Linked DNA regions of Mus musculus: regions 2, 3, 4 and 5 are each linked to region 1. A link is a loop called in an ENCODE intact Hi-C map of the cell type or tissue named here. Cell type or tissue: heart. All regions are shown on one strand. Region 1 overlaps Gm29185 (a long non-coding RNA gene). Region 2 has its middle 57 kb from the start of 1700027A15Rik. Region 3 overlaps Gm29185 (a long non-coding RNA gene). Region 4 overlaps Gm29185 (a long non-coding RNA gene). Region 5 has its middle 35 kb from the start of Gm29185.

What was found. Hi-C counts contacts between places; a loop is a spot of excess contacts. Peaks named below come from ENCODE experiments on the same cell type or tissue, not always from the same donor. Only the 100,000 strongest peaks of a DNase experiment are listed, where the experiment ranks them.
Region 2: it touches region 1 in a loop (8-fold over the local background); 3 of 42 quality-filtered maps call a loop at or near these places.
Region 3: it touches region 1 in a loop (11-fold over the local background); 4 of 42 quality-filtered maps call a loop at or near these places.
Region 4: a loop joins it to region 1, with 11 times the contacts of the local background. A loop is called at or near these places in 3 of 42 quality-filtered maps.
Region 5: a loop joins it to region 1, with 6 times the contacts of the local background. A loop is called at or near these places in 4 of 42 quality-filtered maps.

The regions. Positions count from the first base shown.
Region 1 is chr1:73,267,044-73,272,043 of GRCm38, reverse strand. Gm29185 (a long non-coding RNA gene) reads right to left here. Exons shown (of 5, transcript XR_865539.3): 2 at 2,875-2,969; 3 at 2,178-2,279. Among named protein-coding and RNA genes, the nearest start is that of Gm31344, 94 kb to the left of the region's middle. In heart, no CTCF peak of the experiment used is centred here; DNase peaks (open chromatin) are centred at 2,463 and 2,763; H3K27ac peaks cover 669 bases.
Region 2 is chr1:73,070,337-73,075,336 of GRCm38, reverse strand. No RefSeq gene overlaps it. Among named protein-coding and RNA genes, the nearest start is that of 1700027A15Rik, 57 kb to the right of the region's middle. In heart, no CTCF peak of the experiment used is centred here; a DNase peak (open chromatin) is centred at 2,916; H3K27ac peaks cover 582 bases.
Region 3 is chr1:73,198,191-73,203,190 of GRCm38, reverse strand. The region is part of intron 1 of Gm29185 (a long non-coding RNA gene); the gene reads right to left. Among named protein-coding and RNA genes, the nearest start is that of Gm31197, 60 kb to the right of the region's middle. In heart, a CTCF peak has its summit at 2,832; a DNase peak (open chromatin) is centred at 2,890; H3K27ac peaks cover 1,759 bases.
Region 4 is chr1:73,186,154-73,191,153 of GRCm38, reverse strand. The region is part of intron 1 of Gm29185 (a long non-coding RNA gene); the gene reads right to left. Among named protein-coding and RNA genes, the nearest start is that of Gm31197, 48 kb to the right of the region's middle. In heart, no CTCF peak of the experiment used is centred here; a DNase peak (open chromatin) is centred at 2,183; H3K27ac peaks cover 799 bases.
Region 5 is chr1:73,103,219-73,108,218 of GRCm38, reverse strand. No RefSeq gene overlaps it. Among named protein-coding and RNA genes, the nearest start is that of Gm29185, 35 kb to the left of the region's middle. In heart, no CTCF peak of the experiment used is centred here; a DNase peak (open chromatin) is centred at 2,188; H3K27ac peaks cover 551 bases.

The DNA of each region.
Region 1 (5,000 bases):
GTGCTGCTGTAATGTCAGGCGACACTTAGGGGCTCATGGGTGTGGCTCCTTACCTTGTCACCTTTAATTTACTGCTGTACACTGAAATCTTACACATTCCTAGACCCAACACAAGACCACTGCTTCCATGGTATCTCCCTGATCCTTTCTCTTCCCTCTCTGTTTCTCTGAGTTCTTGGTGTGGCTTCTTAGATGGCATCTTGGCAATTTTCCTCTCTCATTTAAGTCTATAACACTGCCACCAAGATTTGACATCGTCACAAGGAACCCACATAAGATTGAACCTTTAACTTCCCACCATGGATAAAGGATGTGTCTGCTCCCCTCCCTAGAAAGCTCTCATCTCTTCCTGAGGGCCTAATAACTATCGACAATCCTTGGAAGATGGGATGCTATTTTGTTTAATAGTGTAGACACTGGGACATTAGGTGGGAAAAAAGAAATCTCAGAGCTAACGAAGAGGTATAGAAGAGAGTGATATGGTGGATATAAACATAATACATTATATAGAAATGTATGATGTATGGAACAGTCAAAAACAAAGAGAATGCTGTTTACTAGTTACTCCTGGAAAATAAACCAAAATTTTATTTTCAAAACCCAAAGCTATATTTTACACATTCAAAAAGGAGAACGCACAGTTGCCATGTGTCCCAGGTACTGTAAGAACCCTGAAGAAAGAAATGATGTTTACATTGGAAAAATAAAATGTCAGACACGTGATCTCATTCGATTCCTGCATAAAATCCTCTTCTCCTTTGTAAAATGGAGACTGCTGTGCTCAGAGGCAGAGAGATGGAATCACTCTGCATAGAAATGAGAGATCAGAATCAACGACCTGGATTTCATCTGTTCCTTTCTCTCCACCATGTGGCCGCCCAGGATGCTCCTGCATCCTTCCTGAGAAAGAGCCCCAGGAAGCACAAAGGGACTTCTATTTTCATCTTTTAGTTCCAACAAGATGAGAATCAGCAGGCCAGCAGACACACTTGGGAATAATGGCTGTGCTCTCTCAACAGGCCCCCTCCCCCCAGTGCCTTTGTCCCCACTCTGAGTGACCTAGACAGAACAAGCCAGCTCTGTAATGACCACTTCGTCAGCAGGGGCTGTGTATTTAGTAGCAGGAAATATAAGCTTTTGTGGTCAGTGTGACGTCATCCCACCTACTAAACAGGCCTTTATAACTTGACCACAAAAAGGTTTGAAAGGGATAGACACACTCACAGGGAGAGAGGCCATGGGGCTGTGAGCAGTTGTCTGCCCTGAAAGAAGCATTGTGTCTTCCGATTGTCTCCCCAAAGCCTGATGTTTGGGCACTGTAGACAAACATCTGGGTGATATATGGTGTTTTCTCTACATCACCCAATGCCCCAGCTCATCTTCATCCTCTTTTGTTTTCTTCCTTCTTCGTTCCCTTCATCCTTTGCTTCATTTTTTTAAACTCTCCCTTAGTCTTAAAAAAAATGTGTAAGGGAACTAGTAAATCTTTTTGTTTTTAAATTTGGGAGGGTCCATGATACCCACTCACATACATGATTTTTTCTCCTGGATTACTCACAGTTGGGAAGGAAAAAGAGAAATGCACAGTGGTCGGATGGAAGAGAGAAAGAATAAAGGAGAGAGCGTAGGCAAGCTCACAAATACTTAAAGAGACCTAGCTTACAACCAGAGGGATGTAACGTAAATATTTCTAAGTCACGAGTATCTTAGTTTGCTCAGTGGGTTTAGAGGAGCTCAGCTAAAGGACTCGGTAACTTTAGGGATTGTAGTGTACAAGTTCACAGCTATATTCCACCCCAAAACTGGGTCTACCTCTTATTTTACTTTTAGGTAAAGAAAGGTATATTAGGCATGGATACAAACATTCACATTCAACACAAAAATTGAAAAGAAAAAAAGAAAGAAAGAAAAGGAAGGAAGGGAGGGGGAAGGAAGGAAGGAAGGAAGGAAGGAAGGAAGGAAGGAAGGAAGGAAGGAAATAAAAATTGATTGATATGGGCAAGTTTGTTTGTTTGTTTGTTCGTTTGTTTGTTTTGATTAGGGGGATTTGTTTGCTTGTGGTTTGTTTTTAAAGCAGATAAGACCCAGGACACAGAGAAACTGAAAAGCTCTTACCAGTGGATCCCAGAAGATAAATAGACAAAACAGAAAGGAGAATTCTCAAAACCAAAAGCTACCTTTTACACGTTCAAAAAGCCGATTCCATAGTTGCTATGTATTCCAGGTGCAAGAAGGATCCCAGAGAATGGAGGTTTCACTGGTCTCTCACACCTCTGAGGCTAAGAGACGGGGAAAGAGGGAAGAAGAAGCTGTGTTGGTGACTGTGAGTCTGACCACTAAATTAGGCTGATGGAAAAGTATGGCTTCCTTAATTTTCAGGGTGTGGAAAGCTCCCTCCCAGGGCTGAGTGTTCCTCTGAGGACTGGACAGCAGGAAACACCTGCTTCACTCTTCCCTGGCTTTTTTCCCTTTAAGAATTCTGGGTCCCCCGCCCCTTTTAACTCGCTATGTTGCACAATGAACAAGCAGATTTCCACACATTCCCCCATTTAAGAGAGGAAGTCTGGAATAATCTATTAGCAATAAACACACTTTGATGGCTTTCCTACCTCCGCCCTCATTCTCCTGTCTTCCAATTGACTTCTACAATTGCTTCCTCAAGCTGTCTCCCCTGACCCTTAGGCTAAGAATATTTTTCTCCTAGAATAAATCAAGAATAAGAAGCCAACCTGCACTGTTGAGGGACAAGTGTACGTTCTGTTCACCAGGATTCCTAATTTTAGATTGTGCCCTTCCCTTCTTGCAGCAACGGGAAAGCAAATGCAATTCCCATTATGGAAAGGCATGAAAAACAGATGTGAGTCTGAATCTCACCATGATAGCAGCTTTCAAATGTCCTCTCAGAGGAGGTGCTCGGAGCTGTTAGCAGGTTCTTGGAGGAGCCCTCATCCATCATGGCGAACATCAGCCTGTAAAACCATGTGCACAGTCACACACAGGATGGGGAAGTGCTCTTAGCACACAAAAGCATCCAAGAGACCCAGCAAGCTGTCCTTAGGCTTACAACGACTATCAACAGTTACCAGATCCAATGTCCTCCCTCTAATGAGATGAACATTCCCCAGTGATGTTTGGGAAACTAGCTTCTCCCCAACATGTCCTACTTCTGTTCTCACTGGAAACAAAGAAAACCTGGCACAAAAAACGCAAGGGGAAAAAAACAACAGAAGGCACCACTTTCATGAAGAGCTCTATGCTACACGTACGTGGTCAACTGAGTTATTTTTGTCTTTTAAGAGATCTACATTAGATAGAAACCTTAACAAATCCCTGTAAATTTCAGGACTGTAAACCTTGACACACGCTGAGCTACCTCATTTCTCTAACAATCTGTAAAGCTGGGGGATTAGGATAGAAGACCTTTGAAGTCGCTTCTAAATTTCTAAACATCGGTTGCAATGTATCTAGCAATACAGGGCTGGATCTCTTATTTAAATTGTTCTAGAAATGAGGAAAGAAATGAGGAAAATAAAGTAATGAAATCTAAGAAAGGAATGCTAAACACTAGTCAATGAAAAGATGAGCAAATTCAACCTCTTTGCTGATCAAAGAAACAGAAATGAAAACCTAGACTACGAGAGTACATCTAAGCTTAGCCAGAATGGAAAAGAAAAATTGCATAATTAAAAATTGTATCAATGGTTACAATAGCAACGCTTTGGAAATATATATATATACTGTTACAATTGAGTAGTCCCTTTGTCTGTAATTTCACTTTCTGCAGTTTCAGCTTGACCTACAATATGAATGGAAAAAATCTGAAAAAAAAAAAAGGCAGCTCTTGAGTTTTAATGTGTATTGTTCCAAGTGTCAGGATGAGATCTCACATCACCTCTTTAGCCCACCCAGGACGCCAATCACTCTTTTGTCTAGAGCATCTCTGCTGTACATGTTTCCTGCCCTCAGAGTCACTTAGGCATCTCAGGTATCCAGGTGCTTGTGGTCCATTAACCTTACTTTATTTAATGATGACCCTGAAGCACAAGAGTAGTGATGCTGGCAACTCAGATGTGCCAAGAGTCTATAAAGTGCATCCTTTGGAAAAAAAAAAAGATAAAACATGTCAACTTCATAAAAAGTGGGGGAAAGGTATGCCGAGGTTGTTGAGGTCAGTGCTAAGGACAAATCTTCTACCCATGAAATCATGAAGGAGGAGTAAGGGATTCATGTTAGCTTTGCCACTACACCTCACACTATTCAAGTGAAGGCTACAGAGTTAATTATGTAGAAAAGACATTGGCTTATAGTGTTACGTGATTTCAGAAATCCACTGGGAGGGGGGTGGTCCTGGAAAGTCTCCTATATGAGGAAACTGCATATCTAGTAATTCGGATACCACTAACCATTAAAAGTGATCTGAGTTCTAAAATGTCTTAATACTGAAAATAAGGCTGTATTATATTCTAGTTTTATTTTCTGTGATAAAAATATTTTATTAAAATCAACTTGGTGGGGGGGAAGGAGTTACTTGGCTTATAATTCCAAGTAACAGTCCACCATGTGGTTAAGTCACAGAGGTTTGAGACAACAGGTTGTCTTATAGTCATAGTCAAGAACAGAGGGAAACGAATATATCCATGTTGCCTAGCCTGATTCTTTGTTAGTTTTCTTTATTTTTATATAAACCAAGGTCCAGCTTAGGGAATGGTTCCACCCAAAATGGAATGGGTCTTTCTACATCAATCAATGGTCAAGAAAGTCCTCCACAGACATGCCCATGGGTAAACCTGATATAGGTAATTCCTTAATTGAAATTATGTGCCTAGATGATTCTAGATTGTGCGAAGTTGACTAACAGATCAATTTTTTAAAAGGAAATAAAATACATATAGCAATACTCCACTTAATGAAAGCATGGATATTCATGCATGCTTATGCATAGAAAAAAAATCTTCATGTGATACCCACCACAGCAATAGCAGTGATTATCTAGAGGTTCT
Region 2 (5,000 bases), 200 kb after region 1:
CCAAGGAATTACAAGTCTCCATTCTCAAGCTAGCAGCAGCTGTCCTTATCCATGATCTCTTCTAAAGGAGCGCCACATAAAGTCAACAGAGTGCTGCCCTGCTCCATAATAGAATCCAACAGGGTCTCAGGCTTCTCCCATCTCTTCTTACAGCCTGTGTCTTTTCTGCTAATTGGACAGCACTTTATTTCTTTAAATAACCCCAGACTACTTACTTAAACTGATGTTCGTAGCCCTTTGGGATCTTTATCTCCCAAGGCCATTTTACGACCTAGGCTGCAAGGTAACGTTTTTTTCACTAATGTTACAGGATTTATAGTCCTATGCATACAAAAATCCCAATGTCTACCAATAGTTTCCCCTTACTCATCACCCCCTGGGGAAGGTGTGCTAATGAAAACCATCACACAGGATGATTCAAACTTCCATGAAGTGGCTGAGTTTGTGGGCATGCTCAATGGGACGCCTCCATTTGCACTTTCCAAACAACTTCACAACTCAATTGTGCTGCCTGGATGGTTCCAAATTTCTCCTACTGAGCCTGATTTCCCTCCTACTTTTTTTTTCTTAATTATTAAAAACACAGGCCATCTGCCATCCCAGGAGGAGGAGGAGGAGATGGCCAGAGGGCCATAAATGGATCCTACATGATGCCAGGCTCATGATGTCTGTTTGCCCTGCCAAGGCAGCCTCAACCATCCCATCTAGATGGATGGTCTCTGCTATTCTTCTCTGGGGGATTTCTGTCCCTTCGCCGAAGAAAATCAGTTTAAAAGGATAAATACAAAGTGCTCACAGAATGGGTTAGGAGCAGAGAGGTCACCAAGAGAATCCCACAGAAGTCACCCCACCCTTACTTTCTCCCTTGGAAAGTCTGGCATTTGTATGACTTCCAGTCCCTGCTGACTCTGAAAATTCAGAGATCAGATTTCCATATTAAAGACTTCCACACTTCCTGGCTCTTCAGCATATTCATTTGCCTGAAGATTATAACCCAAGATTATAATCCCATAGTTTGAATGTAGCCAAATTTTACATTGTGCTTCATTCCCCTGTGAGTTCCAGAGCACCGATGGAAATAAAGAGTCTCCTTGACACAGAGATAGTTGATAGTGAGGCTAGCTTAACATGGAAATCTATGAACTTACAAAGGAAGCATTTGGTCTCCTACAAAAAGTTAGCCAATTTAAGAGTCGTAGACACAGGCTTTTGAGCCTTCCTCCACTGACAAAAGATCACAAGGCTTGCAGTGTTACAGAGTTAGAAACTAGACTTTCTAGCCAGCAAGCCCCAGAGTCCTTCCTATTCCAGTTATGGGTTCAGAGGATCCAAACTCAGATCTTCATGAATGTATGGTAAATGTCTTATTATACACACATCTCCCAGATCTTATACCTGGTTCTCACCACACACTTCAACTGGATTTGAACAGAATAGTAGATTCCTCTTTTACAGCACTATGAACCTAGGTGAGTTACTTAACTTTTTTTTAGTTTCTGAGCTAAACTTTAACTTCTCCATGCCTCAGTTTTCTTCTTTATAAAATGGGTATAACTATAATACTTTTATCACAGAATTGCTAGAATTATCTAATGAGTTGGTACATACAAAGCTTTTCAAGTAAGACCCAGTATACATGTAATGTTCTCATAGTTGCTGCTAGCTTAAACAAGATACACTTCCAGGGATGGGTCCCTTCTGGCTTGTACCTCAGTAGGATTCCATTTTTCTGCCCTGTGTCTGGGTGCCGGACAGTCTTCAGAGTCTGGAATCCTGTCTCTAGAGGTACAGATCAAGGAAGGCATATTGGCATGGGAGGCAAAGTGGCCAGAAGCCCAGGCAGGAGCCAGCACAGTGGAGGCTGGTAGTCTTGAACTCTTCACAGAGCAGGAAAGGTCTCCAGATTCACAGCATAAAGAGGCATCAACTAACACTGTGCTTCGGTGGTATAAATGTTACCCAGAATGCATAAGGCCCTGACTTCCATCCCCAGGGTACCTTAATTAATTAGTTAACTAATTAATCAACCAATCAATGCAATTTAAAAGATCCTAACAGATTTTGGAAATAAAGCTTTGGCTGGAAAGGACCTTACCGTCCACAATAGCTGATCGCAGTTGAGGGGTAGATCCAGCTCCCACTCTTTAGAATCTACGCTGACCTTAGAGACTTGGCCCAGGGAATATGGCAAAAGTAAAATCAAGGGCCTTTGGAAGTCAAGTCTTCAAAGCCTCTTTGGGGACTCTGCAATACTTTTTACATGGCAGCCCAAGGGCATAACAGAGTGCATCCAAAACCCAATAGGGGCCTAGATCCAATGTCATTATAAGAGAAAGGGGAGAGAGGTTTGATACAGAGAAGAAAAAAGAAATAAGAAAGGAAACTATGTAATGTCGAAAACAGAGGTGGGATTGCTACATGCCAGAGCTTGTTTCAGATTGTCAGAGACTCTGAGCATTTGGAAAAGGCAAGAAAGGAGTCTCCCCTTTTCTGCTTCCTTGACTTGCTCTCCTGTAAAGTCACAACTGTCTGGTCTTCCCCATCTCTGCCTTATCTACACCTTGCCATACATCCCTTATCTCTTGCCCCCAGATGTTCTACTCTGTCCATCCATTTCACATCTCATGCTCACGCATGGTCTCATGAAGGATGTGGTCTGTGTTTCCCCCTCTCCCTTCCCCATCTTCCCCGACCACCTGTTCCATCAGCACCAAATATTATTTATTACCAATCTAACCAACTTCATTTAGGGGACAAACTCCAGCCCTCACCCTCTTCCTGCCTCTTCAATCTGAGGTGGAGACATCTGGAAACAAGTTTAATAAAGTGGCTGACAGGCAGCTAGGTCCTGGAGCTTCTCAGGCAGGCCCCTGGGAGCCATTCCACAGAGGAAGCCGGAAGAAATGGGGCTAATGGACTGCTGGTCTCAAGGAGAATCCATTTGGCTGTTCCAGGATGGACAAGGGCTGCCTCCCCTCTACAACTCACAGGAGGAAGCTGCACCTGCAGAGAGGAAGGGAGAGTGAGTGGCTCCCGACCAAAGGTCCTCTACTCCCTTCCTGCTGAGCCCTCGACTCTTGAGGGAAATACTAAAACTCTCTAAGTCTCTGTCACTCAAAGATGGATTGGACCACATGGATTCGCAGACTGCTCTCTAATAGTCTAGAATCCTGGGATTGACCAAAGTCACCTGGTCAGAGACAGACAAAAAGAAAAGGCCAGCTAGCACCTGTCGAATCACCCATTGACAGGAACCCTGAGTTTTGAGTATTGTCTTGGGACATCAAGATAAATAAAGGAACTCACAGGTTAGAAGGAAAGCTATAGCATGTGTGCAAATCATTGCAAAGTCTTTCGTTGGAGCACTGAGCTATACGATTTTTTCCAGTAAAAAGCCAGTGAGTTTGTAGCCCAGCGGGACTAAGCTTCCATTTGAGGAAAAACAAGAGCTGAGCAAGGCCAGGTGCAATGATTGCCCCAAGCTCTGGGTGGTAGTCTGCCTACTCTGACTCCCACAGGAACTGAGGTACAGTCCCAACAAAGTAGGGGAAGAGTCAAAGGAAGCTTTCCTGAGGAAGAACTTGAATGGCATCCTGAATGGAAAGAAGAGGGTGTGGATTGTGTGGGCTTGATGAAAAGTAAAAACAAACAAACAAAAACCAGGACTCCTTGTTCAGATGTTTCAAGACACAGAAGATGAAACCAAACCTAAGACCCTTCCCAGCACTGCAGGGGTCCCATGCGTGAAACAACCTCACACTAGGGCACCCCTTGGGTACTTCATGGCATGAGTTCTTTGTCAGTATACTGCCTACACGGGCATCTGCCTATATAAGCTATGTGATTTATATCAGTACATTTCATGCTATCTACTGAAATGATACTTTAGCTCATGAGAAGGTTCGTACATAAAACATTAAATTAGGAAAGGAAGCCAAAGGCCATTTCTAAACCCAGCAAAGTTAGTCCACATCTCCTCCAGCACCATACACTTCCTGGCTCCCTCAGTATCTTTTAGACCCCTCTCAAAAGAAGATATGCAAAAAAAAAAAAAAGATTCTCACTTCCCAGCCATACTGAGAAACTCACATTGCCCTCTCTCTACCCTAATCACCATCCCCTGCCCAGCAAGAGTCCAGTCAAGTGGTTTCGCTGGGAATTCACTCTCTCCCAGTGACTGGGAAACAGCCTCTATCCCCTTTCTCCAGCTAACTAGAGAAGCAAGAAGTTATGGGTCCTGCATTGAATCCTGTCTCCCCCAAATTAGCAACTACTTGGAGCTAAAGGTAGCAATATAAAGAGGGAAAATCTGGTATAAACCTGGGGAGACCTGGCGCTGCAGATAACAAAGAGTCATTAATAGCACCCACTCCCAGCTTTCTGATCAGAAAGTGGGTATTTTAGTTCTTCCATCGAGGTGACTTTCCTATGTGTTTAACATTCCTGCTTTCTCCAATGTTTACCTGTGAGCACAAGGGCCTCCTGCCCTCTACCATAGATGGGTCAGCACATTCACCTGGCTTTTAAGTTGATGTTGGGGATCTTAACTCTTAGTCCTCATACTTGCATAAGAAGGCCTTATCCACTGAACCACCCCACCCCTACCCCCAGTCCAGAGGACAGTGTTGTTCTGAGATGTCCATCAGGACTAAATTAGCCAACATCCGTGACAGTAGTGAATCTGTGTGGCACAGGCATGGAGCACAGTTCAACAGATCAAACCCGTTCTCTTTCCTAAAGGTTTAGAGATTTCAGAATGGCTTTGTCACTGTGGTCACCTCTACCTCACCCACACTGTGCCATGTGATAGTTAAGGTCAGTCCTGGGACAGGGGTGTTTAAAATGATGCTGGGATAATTCATCTCCAGCTCTAGAGATGGAGTGAAAGATCACAGCACAGTCCAGCAAAGGGGGTAACAAAAGTAGAGCCTTCATGGCTCTGGGGAGCACGGATGTGTGAGCTGCTGACCCTGTACAGCAACCTTAACTCAAAGATAACT
Region 3 (5,000 bases), 69 kb after region 1:
AATCACCAGTCCTAAAGCACCAGAGTTAAAAAGAACAAGGTACAGAGAGGCAGTCTGGAATGTGTACAGCACAGTTTGATTGGTCCTTGAGGCTAGGGGAGAACTAGACTACCCCTGGGCTGGGATCACTGTTTGAAGACTTGATAATACTGACGTTCTCCTGGTTAAATTAACAGCCAAGCCCTGAACCTCACTCTGAGGAATGGTTCCCTTCCCTGTCCCAACACCCTTTCTTTTCTTTTCTTTTCTTTTCCTTTCTTTTCTTTTCTTTTTTTTTTCCATTTGATCTTTTCCAAGTTAGCACAGGCAGAATCCCCTTATGTTCTGACCACCCCTCCTCCTCTCCCACAAGCAAGGGCTTTAGGTTTCAGGAGCCAGTGAGTTTGAGGCAACCACAGAGATGAGACTCCTCCTCGGAAAGTGATGTCTGCTCATGAGGCATGTGTGTTCTCAGTCGTGCCATCTCCTCTTTGTCTCTGTCACCCTCTCCCCCCTCCTCCTTTGTCTCCATACTATCTAGTTGATTTCAGTCTCTAATCTCTGGTTTCTTCTTCCTTCCATTTCCTTGATTCTTTTTCTACTCGTCTGTACTGACAGATTCAGTGATTAGGAATATATTTATTTGCGTGTTTTATATTTTAAGTGGAAAGTGGAATGATGACATGAATATATCTTAGGACCAACAAATAGAGTCCTGAGCCATGCCAGGCACTGGCAAGCATCCAAAAGCCTCTACCTTTACCATTTGGTATTCTGAGCACTCTTGAGTGATCGGCTGGTTGATTGATCAATTGATACAGTATTGCTCCCATTTTTCACATGAGAAATTTTACAAAAGGTAAGTTGCTTGCAGTTAACAAGTGTGATCTGATCTCACGGCCCATGACAACTACTCCGGGGGCCACATTCAACCACTCTGCTGAGGTGACAAAAGGTCAATTACTGTTTTACATGTGTCCATAGCCAAGCAACCTATCCTAGCCCAAAACAGAGTGAGGTTGTCTGAAATGAGGTCAGATGAAGTGCAAGGACGGCGTACTGAAAGGTGGGTAAGATGGGATTTGAAGTCTTTATACTGAGGTGGGAAACACACGATCAGTGCAGTTGCAGCCTCTGGTCCAGAGAAGCATTTGTTACTAATCTACAGTCCCCAAGTAATCATGTCTCTAAGTACTCCCAGCTTACCAACCCTGAGCATTGTCATATGTCATTTGCATTTGTTCAGAGACACCACCAGGAGTGACAGCTATTGCCAGGGACATCAGAAGAAGAATTATTGTAGGCTCATTGAAGGATTTCCTTCTAAACCAAGATGCCCTAGCTAAGTATCAGCACTAAGGCTCCAGATATATGAGTGTAGCCACTTTTTAATCTTCCAGCCATCACATGTAACAGAGGAGTCATCCCAACTGAGCCCTGCTCAGATTTCTTACCTACACAGTGAAGAGGAATAAAGATATTTTAGAGTACCTACCTTGGGGTGGGGTGAAATGCAGCCATAGATAGGTAGTCAGTGATCCTTCAAAGACTCACTGAGTATAGTATTCTTCTCCACCTCTCCAAGGGCATCCATGACCTGGCTCCTCACCCCCTCTATAAGGTCCCAATTCTTGACCAAAAAAGAAAGAAAGAAAAAAGAAACAAAACAAAACAGAGGAAACATGAAGTGAGAGACAGAATGAAGTGAAGCTTCACTGGTGACTCATTGCATCCAAACAATGGCTTCCACCATCTATGGTAAGAGTATTCATTATAAACCAGAGACCATTTTAAAAAAAAAAAAGACTCCTTTGAATTTCTTTTTTTTTCCATTTTTATTAGGTATTTAGCTCATTTACATTTCCAATGCTATACCAAAAGTCCCTCATACCCACCCACCCCCACTCCCCTACCCACCCACTCCCCCTTTTTGGCCCTGGCGTTCATGCCCCTCAACAGAGGAATGGATACAGAAAATGTGGTACATCTACACAATGGAGTACTACTCAGCTATTAAAAAGAATGAATTTATGAAATTCCTAGCCAAATGGATGGACCTGGAGGGCATCATCCTGAGTGAGGTAACACATTCACAAAGGAACTCACACAATATGTACTCACTGATAAGTGGATATTAGCCCCAAACCTAGGATACCCAAGATAAAAGATACAATTTGCTAAACACATGAAACTCAAGAAGAATGAAGACTGAAGTGTGGACAATATGCCCCTCCTTAGAATTGGGAACAAAACATCCTTTGAATTTCTACATTCCTTATACCACCAAATATACTGTAAATTGCCTCTGGTGCCACTGAGTGCTGACAGAATCTTCAATTTCTGATAGGGAAAGGAAGGGTGGGGAGAGAGTCTACGGACAGGAAAAGGATGTTTGGAGAGGTCCTCCACCCCCAGACATTTGGAACTTGATGGGAAAGGAGACTGTTTCTGGACAATAGGGAAGGGTTCTCTAAAAATGCTATGACTGAACCTGATCAATAGTCAGGAAAGAGTTAATCCTTCATTCTCACCTTTAGTATCCAGCACCCATTAGAGGTGGCAAACCATCACAATGACCTTACAAGGTGAGTTCACTTTTCATCTCTGTTCCCTAACCCAGGCAATGGGGGAAGTGAGCACAGAGGTCCTTAGGGCTTCTTCAGAAAGCAAATCCCACCACCTACCACCGTGAAAGGAGACGCCTACTCTTTGTTTTATTGACTCTTCTAGCAAATGCCTGCTCTCCCTTCAAGTACAATAAATGATTACAGTGCAAAGGAGGCTATGGGTGGGGCCTCCCTTTCTTGATGATGTCTCTGGTATCATGACCTAGAGAGGAAGAGGCAGGTCCTTCAGAGTGTGGCCTGCAGGGACCTGGAAGCAGCAAGATAATCTGTGGGTTCCCATCAGTGTGGGAGAGGAAAGGAGGCAGGTGGAGCCCGGGGCTGCAACAGGAAGTGACACAAACAGGACAAGCAGCTGAGATAACAAGAAACCATGGAGGAAACCAGGTCAGAGGAAAGGGCCATGCAGCCCTAAGTGAGAAAGTTGTAGACGGTGATAAGATTAAGTTGGTAGGCAAAACCCTTCTCAGTGGTGAAGCAGAGTAAGGAATAAGAAGCCTTAGAGCCCCGCAAATCCTTGCAAGCCTACAAAAAGGGATACACTGAGAAATAAAGTTTCACACAGTGGCGACAGATCACAAAACGGAGCAGTGGTAGATGGGAACCCGAGGAGAGCAGTGCAGGTAGTCAGATGGAGGTTAATGAGAATCGGGGTAACAGAGCTCTGTCTCAGGTTTCCTCTACAGACTAGGCCTGCGAGATGAAGTCATGACATTCTAGACGTATCAATTTAAAATCATAATTGTGATTTATGGTCTGCCCGGTGCTTTATACTTTATAGCACATTTCATTTTATCTTTATCGTCGCTTTGGGAAATCAGAAGGGCGGGTGTCATCGACCTCATTTACTGATGAGGGAATGAGGTTCTAAAGTGATTAAGGGACTCACCAAGGACATATAGCAGCCAGGGTCACTAGAAAATAGAAAGGCTAGCCACAAACCAAGACACTCCCACCCCTAGTATCTGCACTGGGATCTATACACCCACCAATCCATTGTTCTGAAAAAATTATCACCCTTTCCATACATTGAAGTAAATGTATTCGGACAACCTGCCTTTATTGTTACCATTCCTTACGTCATCAAAACGTGTGCAGTGTTTACAAGAGCGACTATTAAATTCTCTAAACCACCATGGAAGAAAACACAGTAAAAACAGACCTGTAAGAAGAGTCTGAAAATGTCTTGTGCAAGCGAAAAATAACACTTAACACACAAAAAAATTAGTTCTTTGCTCCCTGGCCTGTTTCCTTGAAGAGGGTTAATGTATAATTGTGTGTTGTGGAAATTATTTTAATTCTAGTCCTACCTTAAAAGGCTTCCTTTATAAGACAGGTTAAGAACTGTGCCATCCCAAAATCACAGAAATTTTGAGTTTGATCTTAATTGATGTAGGGATCTTATTGGTCCCTCTATCTGGCTTCGTGGATGCGTTTCCATTAGGAACTGAGTAGTGTTTGGTGCTGGAGTCTGGGCCTCAGCACACACACACACACACACAGCTGTGGCAGCATGAAATACAAAGAAGACAGCAGAGCAAGGGCCTGCCACCGCTCTGGCTGTGCAAGAGTGGAGGAGGCTGCACAGGCAGGTTGCTGAGCCCTTTTAGAGCTCAGGAGAAAGCTGTCAACAGGAGAAGGTAAAGGTCAGTATTTATGTCCAAAATGAGGCTCTGCCTTTGGGAGCTCTTGACAGCAGGGGTGACATTTACCATGAGAAGATGACTCAAGGTCAAATACGGTAATTTCTCAAGAACAGACAATAAAGAACTAGAGGATGCCGATGAGCTGTGCATCAGAGACACCTGGGAAATGGCCACAGAGCAAGGTTGGCTTGGATCTGTTCCCTGAATATGGTACAGAAACGAGTAGGAAGGAAATCCAGGGTAAAGCCGGGGAGGCAGAATGCTGGGTGTGTGGAGGGAAGCCTGAGAAGGGCAGCCCTGCTGACAGCAGCCAGTCCTGCACTGGAGAGGCAAGTGCTTAGAAAGAGCATGCAATGTATGATTCCAGAAACCCAGGGAGGCACCGTCCCTCTCAGGGCCAGCACTTAGTAGGGACAACTAACCATTAAGTATCCAGGTTTGCCACCCATGCTCATAAATGAACCATAAGCTCCCCCCCCCCTTCTCCTCTTCTTTCCTCTCCTCTCTTTCCTTTCTGCCCACCACCCTCCCAGATGTTGAGGACATCAACATCATATCTAACATGGTTTCTGATAGCTATTTTCTAATTGGCTCTACAAAATGATGTGCTTAATTACTGCAGTTTCTCGTACATTCTTTCTGTTGATCTTTCTACCTCACTCCCCTCTCCTGTCCCCTGGTCTCCTTTTAATGGCTTCCTTTCTCCCTTTCTCCTTCTGCTTTCATGTCACATGAATTCGATTAGCATCAG
Region 4 (5,000 bases), 81 kb after region 1:
TTAAGGAGGAGGACTGGATTCTAAATTACACAGGAGGCGTTGGGTCTGGACTGTTTTCATCAGGAGCCGTGTCCTGGAGGTAACAGGCCATAAATAGTCATTTAAAGAGAAGTAGGAATGTGTTAGGGTGGGCCCAGGAATGAGTCAGGGCAAAACAGGCTCGTGAGGGAATGGGCCAGCCAGCAAGCAGGAGCTGAAGCTTTGGCTATGGGAAGGAGACAGGTAGGCAACAAGTGCATGAAGCCCAGGCACAGCACAATGGCTTTAGTGGAGCATCACTGTGCAGAGTGTTCAGGGTTGATGATGTGGAAGGACCACTTGGACAAGTTGTTACAAAATGTCTACATAAGTGTTGGTACCTTTTGTTTGTTTTGGTGGTGGTGGTGGTGGTGGTGGTGGTAATAGTATGTGTGTTGGTCAGTGTTGAGGGGTGTGTGTGTGTCTGTGTGTGTGATAGAGAGGAGGAGGGAGAAGGAAGGAGTGGTTTTCTTGTTATTTACTCCCTTAGTGGTTTAATATGCAGCTAGACTTGCCCTATGTTGTTGTAGAGCATACAATGCTGAATGCATAATGAAAGCTGAGTGAACTAAATATGTGTGATTCTTACCCCCACAGAGCCTTAGAGCCATGGAGCAGAGAAAAACACACACAAACACATAATTATACACTGTGAATCGGGCTACAAAGGAAAAGTAGAGAGTGGAACTTGTGTGTGTCACACCCAATGGCTCATCTTTCCAGTTTCTGAGAGGTCAGTGGTGATGGGTGCCACAGTTCCATAACAGGAAATCATTTAGGTGAACTGGGAGGGATACACGCTCCCATGTGTTATATGCCAACCCAAACTTTGTAAAGGGTAATCAAGATTTTATTTTTAATATAAAAATAGAAAAACTTAATGCTATCTGTGCCTAACATACAGAACTGGAGAAAGTCTTTCCCCCTAAACCAAAGACAACATTTTGACCCTGGACATCAGAGAAGATCAAGGGACTACGGCAGAAGCCTTTCAGTGAACAAGAGTATTAGGATTGGTCAGTGAGAGTCCCTATGATAGGTGAGGCAATGGCTCCTGCAGCCTGGAGAGAGAGCGAAAGGGAGGCAGAAAGAGAGGTGGGGAGTTCAAGCCATTCCTGCATTTCTTCTCATTATGTCAACAACTTCAACAACTGTGCAGCAGCCAGATAGCTTCTAATAACTGGGAATCATGACTTAGACTGCATAATTTTCTGCATTTGGAAAAGGTGGGTGAGGGGAGAAATCTGGGGAACAGAAGAGGGGCTAATGTACAGGAAACTCCACAATCTACCTTAGAAAGTGTTTCTCCCACTTAGTCTCCTGAGGGAGGGCAATAGCATCTGTGCATTGTGTGTAGAATTATACAGATGTTATCTGTTTGAATATTCCCAACCAGCTTAATATCTTGAGGTAGGAAGGAATTTCTTTAGAACTCTGAAACTCAGGGACTCCCAACACCAAAAATTGAGGACATGGTGGAGCTCAAATTTAAATCAAAATTAAGACTCCTGGGTTCCATGAAATAATACTGGGATACTTAGAGACATATATAACACACAATGTTGCCCTCTACAAAGTTCATGCTCATGAATCATGCAGTTGAGTTAATATATATATCATATATATGTATACATGTACATATATATGATGTATATATACACATTTAATCTCATATATTTTAAAAATGTTTGTAAGGGTGTGCATTCATACTATCTTTGGCTACATGCAGGTGCATGCAACCCATGGGCCACAGGCTTCACATTCCCGACTGGAAGTGGGAGATGAAGATGAGAGGAAGAAAAAGATGGAGAGAAAGAAGCAGAACAGAAGACTAGAATGAGAGGGGTTCAGGAAAGAGAGACGTGATGATCAAGCAAAGGACAGGGGAAAAGGAAGTTAGAAGAGAAAAAGGATGAGCAGAGAGGAGGAAGGTGGTGGAGGAAAGGAGAGAAACCTGACTAGGTCATGAGCAAAGTCTGCTATTTCTTCAGCCTGCAGCTGCAGTGAAATGTCCCACTCTGTCTCCAGTTTCTACCGCTTCCACAGTGCAGGGTGTTCTCAGTTTCCTGACCCTCTGTCCTGGATTCCCATGGACACCTCTTCCTTTCCCAGCCTCTCCCTAGTCCCAGAGTTTGAACAAAGCTCCCATCCGGATGCCTCTGCTTTCTCACACAATGGCTTCCTTGCCATTGAAGACAATCTGTGCTACTGACCTTTAACATCTGCTGGCTCAGTTACACCATGAGGAGACAGGAAAGACTTCCTCTTGGCATGGTGATGTTTTTCTCATAGTGGTGAGTCCAAAGGGATCCTAGATGGAATGGGGCTCAGCTACCAACAGAGAGGACAGGGGCAGTTCTGTGAATTGCCTTCCTTCAGAGGCCACCAGAATCTATAGCGTCTAGTCTAGACAATTCTTCCACACATACTAATCTAGAACAAACCCTCCCTTTTACAATATAAAAGGGCAAGATATACCTACAGGAGCTTCCCTTCCAAAACTGTTAAGTAGCTAGGCATGGTTTAGCCTTGGACATCAAGGATGCACCCCCGCCTAAGGATGCACCCCTGCCCCATGATAGGCTTTGGAGGCCATCTCCCATTTCTTGGATAACATTTAAAAAGGTAAATACATTTAAAATGGTAAATACTCAGCCCTCCTGTCAAAATAATGGAATAATCCTGGACTTAAGAGGAAACATGACATTCTGATCTGCTCGAAAGGTTAGGCCATATCAAACTATTGCCTTAAGAGTTGATAGAGTAGGGCCAGCCAATCACCTGGCCAAGCGTCTGCCCCACAGGACATACATTCATCTGAAGAAATGCTATGGAGGTGGGAGGAATGATTATCCCCTTAATGAGATAATGTTCATATCCTTTCCAGGAAACTCCCTCCACACAGCTGCCTTCAGAGTCATGCAGCATGCCCGTTTTTGTCTGGTCATTTTCTTATTTCTTTATTCATTTTAATTAATAGGCGTGCTTTCCTGGACATTCTGGGATTTCTTACCAGCTCTCTGAAGCTTTGCTGTTTGCCAATCTTCATTGTCGAACATGTCTGCTTTCTTGGACTTTGAAAGCTCCAGCATTCTCCCTTCTTCCTCTCTGCACCTCTTCTCTAGTCAGCTGCTGAGATGCACAGCTCACCTGCCCTGTTCTTTTCCTTCCAATTTCTAACAAAATCTTTGTCCTCGGGCTTCCTTCTGAGACCATTTTTAAATTCTTTAACCAATGAGTCAGAAAAGGGAGCCCTGACTTCCCTGGTAACTACAGGTTTTATACAGGCCCTCATGCTAGCTGCTACTCCCTAGACCTGCCATTGACAGCAGGTCACCCTTTTCTGCTCTCCTGTAGGGTGTGTAATGGGACCTGTCAGCCCCACTGGGAAGCATGCATGAGCATCAGCCTCATATAATTCATGGTTGGTTTTTCACCCTTCACAAACAATCTTCCCATTGTCTCCATCCACCCCATCTCCAACCTTGCTGAGTTGCTGTCCAAATCAATCATCTTAGCAATAGAAGCAGACAACATTGCCATTCCATTACCAAGATTTGCAGCAGCACATGCTGGTAGTTTTGACGAATCAAGTCTTGACTGAAATGTCCAACTCCCCCTAAAAAATGTTATTTCCAATGGCCTCCCTAAGATGACTTCTATCCATTCCCCCCACAAGGTTCTGTGTGGGATGTCAATATTCTTATTTTCATTACAGCACTTGCCCTGGCATTTGTGTGACCCAAGCTGTAGAGCTGAAGTCCTCACATCAGGCTCTCAGGACTTACTATGTGACCTGCACCAACCCGGCTCATGTATGTTCAATAAATGTGAATATAAGAAATAGGTGTAGTTTAGAGGCAAAAGCACTTGCCCACCATGCATGAGACCACAAGTTTGATCATCATCATTGTAAAGTCTTTTTCAAAACAACAAAATGAACAAAATAACAATGGGTGGAGGAGCCTGGATCACCCAAGCCCCGTTCTCCCCCCATAGCATGCTCTCTGCCTTTCACCTGGCATCAAGTGGCTTTTCCTTTTGCCTTCTCATTTTTTGAGTAGAAAAGACCAGATCTTGTCAGTCATTACCCATGTATAATTATAATTTCTTTGCTGTTACTTCTGGCTATATGCTTTTCCTAAGTTATACAGCTGTAAATTAAAGGATGACAACAGAACTATCTTGAAAATTAAACAAAACAGCTATGGTGATGTGATCTGCTATACATTAAACATTCAACTAGAATCAACTGCTTTGTATTCCCCCCCCCCTTTTTGTCCCTGTAACTTACTTCCCTGCCTTGTCCCAGTTCTTTCTTCCTATCCATAAACTAGAGGAAAAGAAGATGGGCAGAGTTACCTGAGAAGTATCAACAACAATGATACCCAAGAAGAGTCTAAGAGAGCAGCAGCAGGCATTGGGGACAGCAATAGGGATGTTTAGGATGTAGAATGGTCATCTCGAAGATTCTACCCTCCTATTCTGAACTTCACCCTTTTGTTAGTCCAGCTGTGCAGGTAAATTAGGGAGCATTTATTGAACCAGGTGTGGGTTGGAAGAAAGAACCCTTACACTGGAAATAGAAGATTTGTTCCCTTGAACTCAACCAGATTCGGGTTTTGAGGAAAATCAGCTCACCCTCATAGTATCAGCTCATCTCCAGTGCTCTTAGCTCACCCCTGGACAGACAGACACAGGAGGTCTCATGGCTAAACCAGAGCAAGCTGTTTGTGGCAGCGATCTTCAAACAAGGGCTATGTGAACAGATGCTCCAAGAAGTATTATTTGCAGCTTTTGGTTTTCTTTGTAGGACTCCAACCCTTCCCCACACAGACACCTTAGTCTTCATCTTATGTTTTGATAGACCTGAGTTGAAAGACTTATTCTCACCAGGCTAGCCATCTGGATTTCTTCCCTCATCTCTCCTGGAGCCTCACCTTCTCTAGGGAGGATTTCCTTCTCAAGCTGACAAGAGTAGA
Region 5 (5,000 bases), 160 kb after region 1:
TCAGAAGACTGTAGCACTAGCCAGTGTCTGACTGCAGCATCATGAGGGGGTTCAAGAGAGATGCCCACCACTGAACTCAGTCAACACAGAGAGCTAGGAGCTTCAGTGTTACATAATGGTTCAAGCCACTGTTGGGCAAATCACATACAGCAACATATAACCAGAACACACTGAAGAGCAATAAAAGTTGGATTGAAGAGCAAGAATTGTTCATTGGTCTCTTCAGTTTCTAAAATACTTCCTATAAGGCTATGCCCACTGATGAGGGAGGAGGCATGGCTTCTCACTTCAGACAAGAGCGTCAAAAAGAAAGTCTCTTCTTTGGAGAAAATTTTCATGCAAGTGTGAGTGTCAGGTATCAACTTTATGAGTCCTCATCCTGGGAGACCCTGCACAATTACTTTACCTGTGCCCCTGTCGCACAATATAACTACCACTTCACCTCAATCCAAATAGAGAAATCTATGTTGTATCATCTGTACCACTTCCTCCTCCTCCTCCTCTCCCTCCTCCTCTTCTCCTTCTCCTCCTTTTCCTTCTCCAGCACCTCCTCCTCCACTTCCTCCTCTGCCTCTTCCTCCTGTCCTTCTTCTCCTCCTCTTCCTTCTCCAGCACCTCCTCCTCCACTTCCTCCTCCTCCTCTTCCTCCTCCTCTTCCTCCTCCTCTTCTCCTTCTCTTCCTCTTCCTTCTCCAGCACCTCCTCCTCCACTTCCTCCTCTGCCTCTTCCTCCTGTCCTTCTTCTCCTCCTCTTCCTTCTCCAGCACCTCCTCCTCCTCCTCCAGCATCTCCTCCTTCTAAGTCCTAGAAGAGAGAATTTTGCAGCTACCTTTAGCAATGCATTCTTCCAGCTCATAAGTCTTAATTTCAGCCCAATTTCTCCAGATGTAGTTTCAGCTCTTGTACCTTTATCATGTTCTATCTATCTATCTATCTATCTATCTATTTATTTATTTGTTTGCTCTTATTTACCTTCTATATCAAATCTACCTGCACTGCTTATTTGGATGGGTTTTGAAAATAACAGACTTAAAATGAATGAAGGAAAGAACATGATATAAACTCTTAATACATAATACAAGTGCAGTGCATAGTATCCCAGGTAGAGCCTTAGCTACTAGGGCATTTTTATCCTCTAGGATGTGCAGGTGTGTGGAAGAATGGAGAATTGTCTTAGTCAATATTCTATTGCTGTGAAGAGATGCCATTACCATGGCAACTCAAAGAAAAGCATTTAATTGGGGCTTGTTTATAGGTCAGAGGTTTAGTCCATTGTCATCATGGTGGGATAAATGGCAGCGTGCAGGCAGACATGATATGGGAGAGTAGCTGAGAGTTCTACATCTGAGTCCAAAGGCAGCAATGAGAGGTGGGGAGAGAGAGAGTGCCTGGCTTGAGCATTTGAAATCCCAAAGCCCACCCCCAGTAAAACACTCTCTCTTCTTTATTTCCTCCTTCATTTCCTGGAAGTGCTGGAGGACAATGGGAGGGGTTTAGAACACCACTTATACTTGACCCAGTTTGCCTTGGGACTTTCTCTGCATCCTTCCTGGGCACTGCCTTGGGACTTTCTCTGCATCCTTCCTGGGCACTGCCTTGGGGCTTTCTCTGCATCCTTCCTGGGCACCGCCACCATGTATGATAGCTGAAAAGGAACAGGACCAGGAGTGGGGATAACTCCATGAATGCAGAAAGTTCTGGTCACTAGCCAACCCTTGCCAAAGATCTGCCTCTACCCTATCTGTCTGTCACTTCCCAAGGTCATGACATAGATGGAGCGTTTCTTTGGGGGGGGGGGGCGTGCAGAGGCCCTTGCTACCATGTGTCTTTAAGTCTATCTTACCCTTTCCCAGAGCACAGTCTGGTCTTGAATCTGTTCTCTGAAGACAGCAAACATAAGAAAGAAACTCACTCTTGAGACAAGCATGAAGGAGAGGCAACGCTATCTATCACTCATGCTGCCCCATGACACCAAGCATCCTGACACTCACCCTCCCCAGCACCCTCTGTTATCCCTGATAGCCACTCTCAGCTCCAGACTCTCATCCAGCCAGTACAAAATCAAAAGAATGGATCTTGGACAGCTGGAATAGTCATCATCTCTCACTCTGTGTCTCCAATTCCTGCGGGGCCTGCCCTATGCCCTCTTCCCCCACCCTCCCATGGCCTCTCACTCAATTCATTTTTCTCCTGGCATCATAAGCTATTTTCCACCACCCTGCTGGCCTAAGTTCAACCCACTTCCCCAAGGGGTTTGTGCTCCCCACTTCATCTGTCTCCCTCATGTTCCTCCTGCTGGAACTGGATCCTCTGGTTCTATTTTTGGATTCTTTCCATTGGCCTCTCTTGGACTAGGCAGCTTACTTCTTCAACCTGCTTTGCATTTCTCTGGCCTCTAATGAGCATCTCTGAAATCTTCCTATGGCAGGTGGAGGCTACAGTCAGCAGCTGTGTGCTCTGATGGGTCTTCCCCTTCCCATCTTCCTCACCTTGGCAGAAACAGGGAACTTCCAATGACATGAAGACTTCATTATCCTTCATATCCTTAAAGGACATTCTTGAGTTTTTTTTTTTTTTCTGCAATAGTCCAAACTTGGGGTTAGAGGATAGCACCTCTGTCTTCCAGATGAACCTCACTTTCATGTCCCCTTTCACCTCCACTCTTTTCCTGATTTTTTTTTTTTTTTTTTGGTCACCACTTTCTTCCACTGTCCAGACATAGATAGCATACTCTCAACCTCTTCAATCCAATGAAAATCTGTCAATATTATGTGGCACTAAACTTCCCATAGATATAGCAACTATTCTGTTGTGACTTGTTTCTGTCTTTGGTGCCTTTTTATCCTGGGACAGGTTCCCCCTCCTTTCTAGAAATGCCAGTTCTTTCATTCCATTCATTTGTTCATTCACTCATTTAGCAGGGCAGGGGTTAGAACCTAGGACCTAGATGTTCTACCACTGAGCTAAATCTTCCAGAATAATTTATATATATATTTTTCTTTTTGAGAACCTTATTTCATCAAACATGATATTCAGTTGTTTTAATACAAATGATATAATTCAATTCTTATTTATAGCTGAATAAAAGCCATTTTGTATATACACTCCACATTTCTTTACCATCCCTCTACTGACAGGATTCTAAGCTGCCCTGGATCGTGGCCTCATGAATGGTTCAGCAGCAGATCTGGATACAGGTCTGTACAGCATTCTCTCCCTCTCCCTCTCCCTCTCCCTCTCTCCCTCTCCCTCTCTCCCTCTCTCCCTCTCCCTCTCCCTCTCTCCCTCTCCCTCTCCCTCTCTCCCTCTCCCTCTCCCTCTCCCTCTCCCTCTCCCTCCTCTCCCTCTCCCTCTCCCTCTCATCTCCCTTCCTTCCTTCCTTTCTTTCTTTTTTCTTTCTTTCTTTTAAACTCCAGATTTTATTCCCCTCCCAGTCATCCCATACCTCCTCCCCACACCCCTGTCTCCACAAGGATGTCCCCACCCCCCACCCCACCAGACCTCTAAACTCCCTGGGGACTCCAGGTGAATCTTTCTCTGACTAAACCCAGACCTGGCAGTCCTCTGCTATACATGCATTGGGAGCCTCATATCAACTGGTGTATGCTGCCTGGTTGGTGTTCCAGTATCTGAGAGATCTCCAGGGTCCAGTCTGAAAATCAATCTGGAGGTTCCTCAGAAAAATTGGAATTAGATCTACCTGATGACCCAGCAATACCACTCTTGGGAATATATCCAAAATATGTCCCACCATGCCACAGGGGCACGTGTTCCACTATGTTCATAGCGGCCTTGTTTGTGATAGCCAGAAGCTGGAAACAACCTAGATGTCCCACGACAGAAGAATGGATACAGAAACTGTGGTTCTTTACACAGTGGAGTACTACTCAGCTATTAAGAATGAGGACATCCTGAGTTTTGCAGGCAAATGGATGGAACTAGAAAAATAATTTATATTTTTTATTGTGAAATAAAATTTTACTATGTTTCCCAAACTGGCCTCAAACGTACACTGTAAGCCAATCAGACCTTGAACTTGTGATCTTTCTGTTTCGGGTCCCTATATAGCTGGCACTGTAGGACTGTGCCTTTAAGTCCAGCTCAGGTCTTATATCATGGGCATTCTGTTCACTTGGGTTCTCCTCCCCTACCGCATTTGTTTTGACAGGGCTGTGTTCCATCCTGCCCACACCTGGAGCTTTAAGAATATTGAAAGTCATCTTTCCTCCTGACTTCCTGTTTCAAAAACGAAAAGAGTTTCTACTCAAAAATATGACTTCTGTTGGTTTTCTCTTTGCTTTAAAAATACTTAAAAGTTCACATTTACAACTGCAAATGGATATACCTAAATATCTATGTACATATGTGTATCTATATGTATGCACACATATATACACACAGCCTACATTTATAACTGCAAATACATGTACATAAATATCTATGGACATATGTGTATCTATATGTATGTATACATATATACTCACATGCATAATATATATACATATACATATATATATATATATACACACACACATATTCTTCTTAATTTTCTCCCCTCCTTTCTCGCCTATACCTTATACTACAGTAGTCAGTCCTAAAACTGGGGTAAAGAAATTTATTTCTTACAAAAGAGTCCTTCTAAGAACATGAAAAGTCACCTCTATTCTTCTCATACCTCACCTCAAATACCCCAAGTCACAAATCTAGTTTTGATAATAACATACCCTTGCACTTATTTAAAGCCACCCTGTGCATGACTAATCACTGGCGGGCTATGGGGTGCAGACAGTCACACACTTGTCTTTCGTGATTAGAAGAAAACCCTCTGATTTCAGAGGCAGAAAGTCCAGGTTCTCCTCTCAGCACCATAAAACCTTGGTAACATAGGACTGGACGAGAAGCATCGGCTTCCTGATCTTTACTTATTTTCTGCCCTCAGAAGTTCACGTGACTGGAGTCCATATTCTTAAAATTTTGATTTTCTATTATTGCTATAGAAAA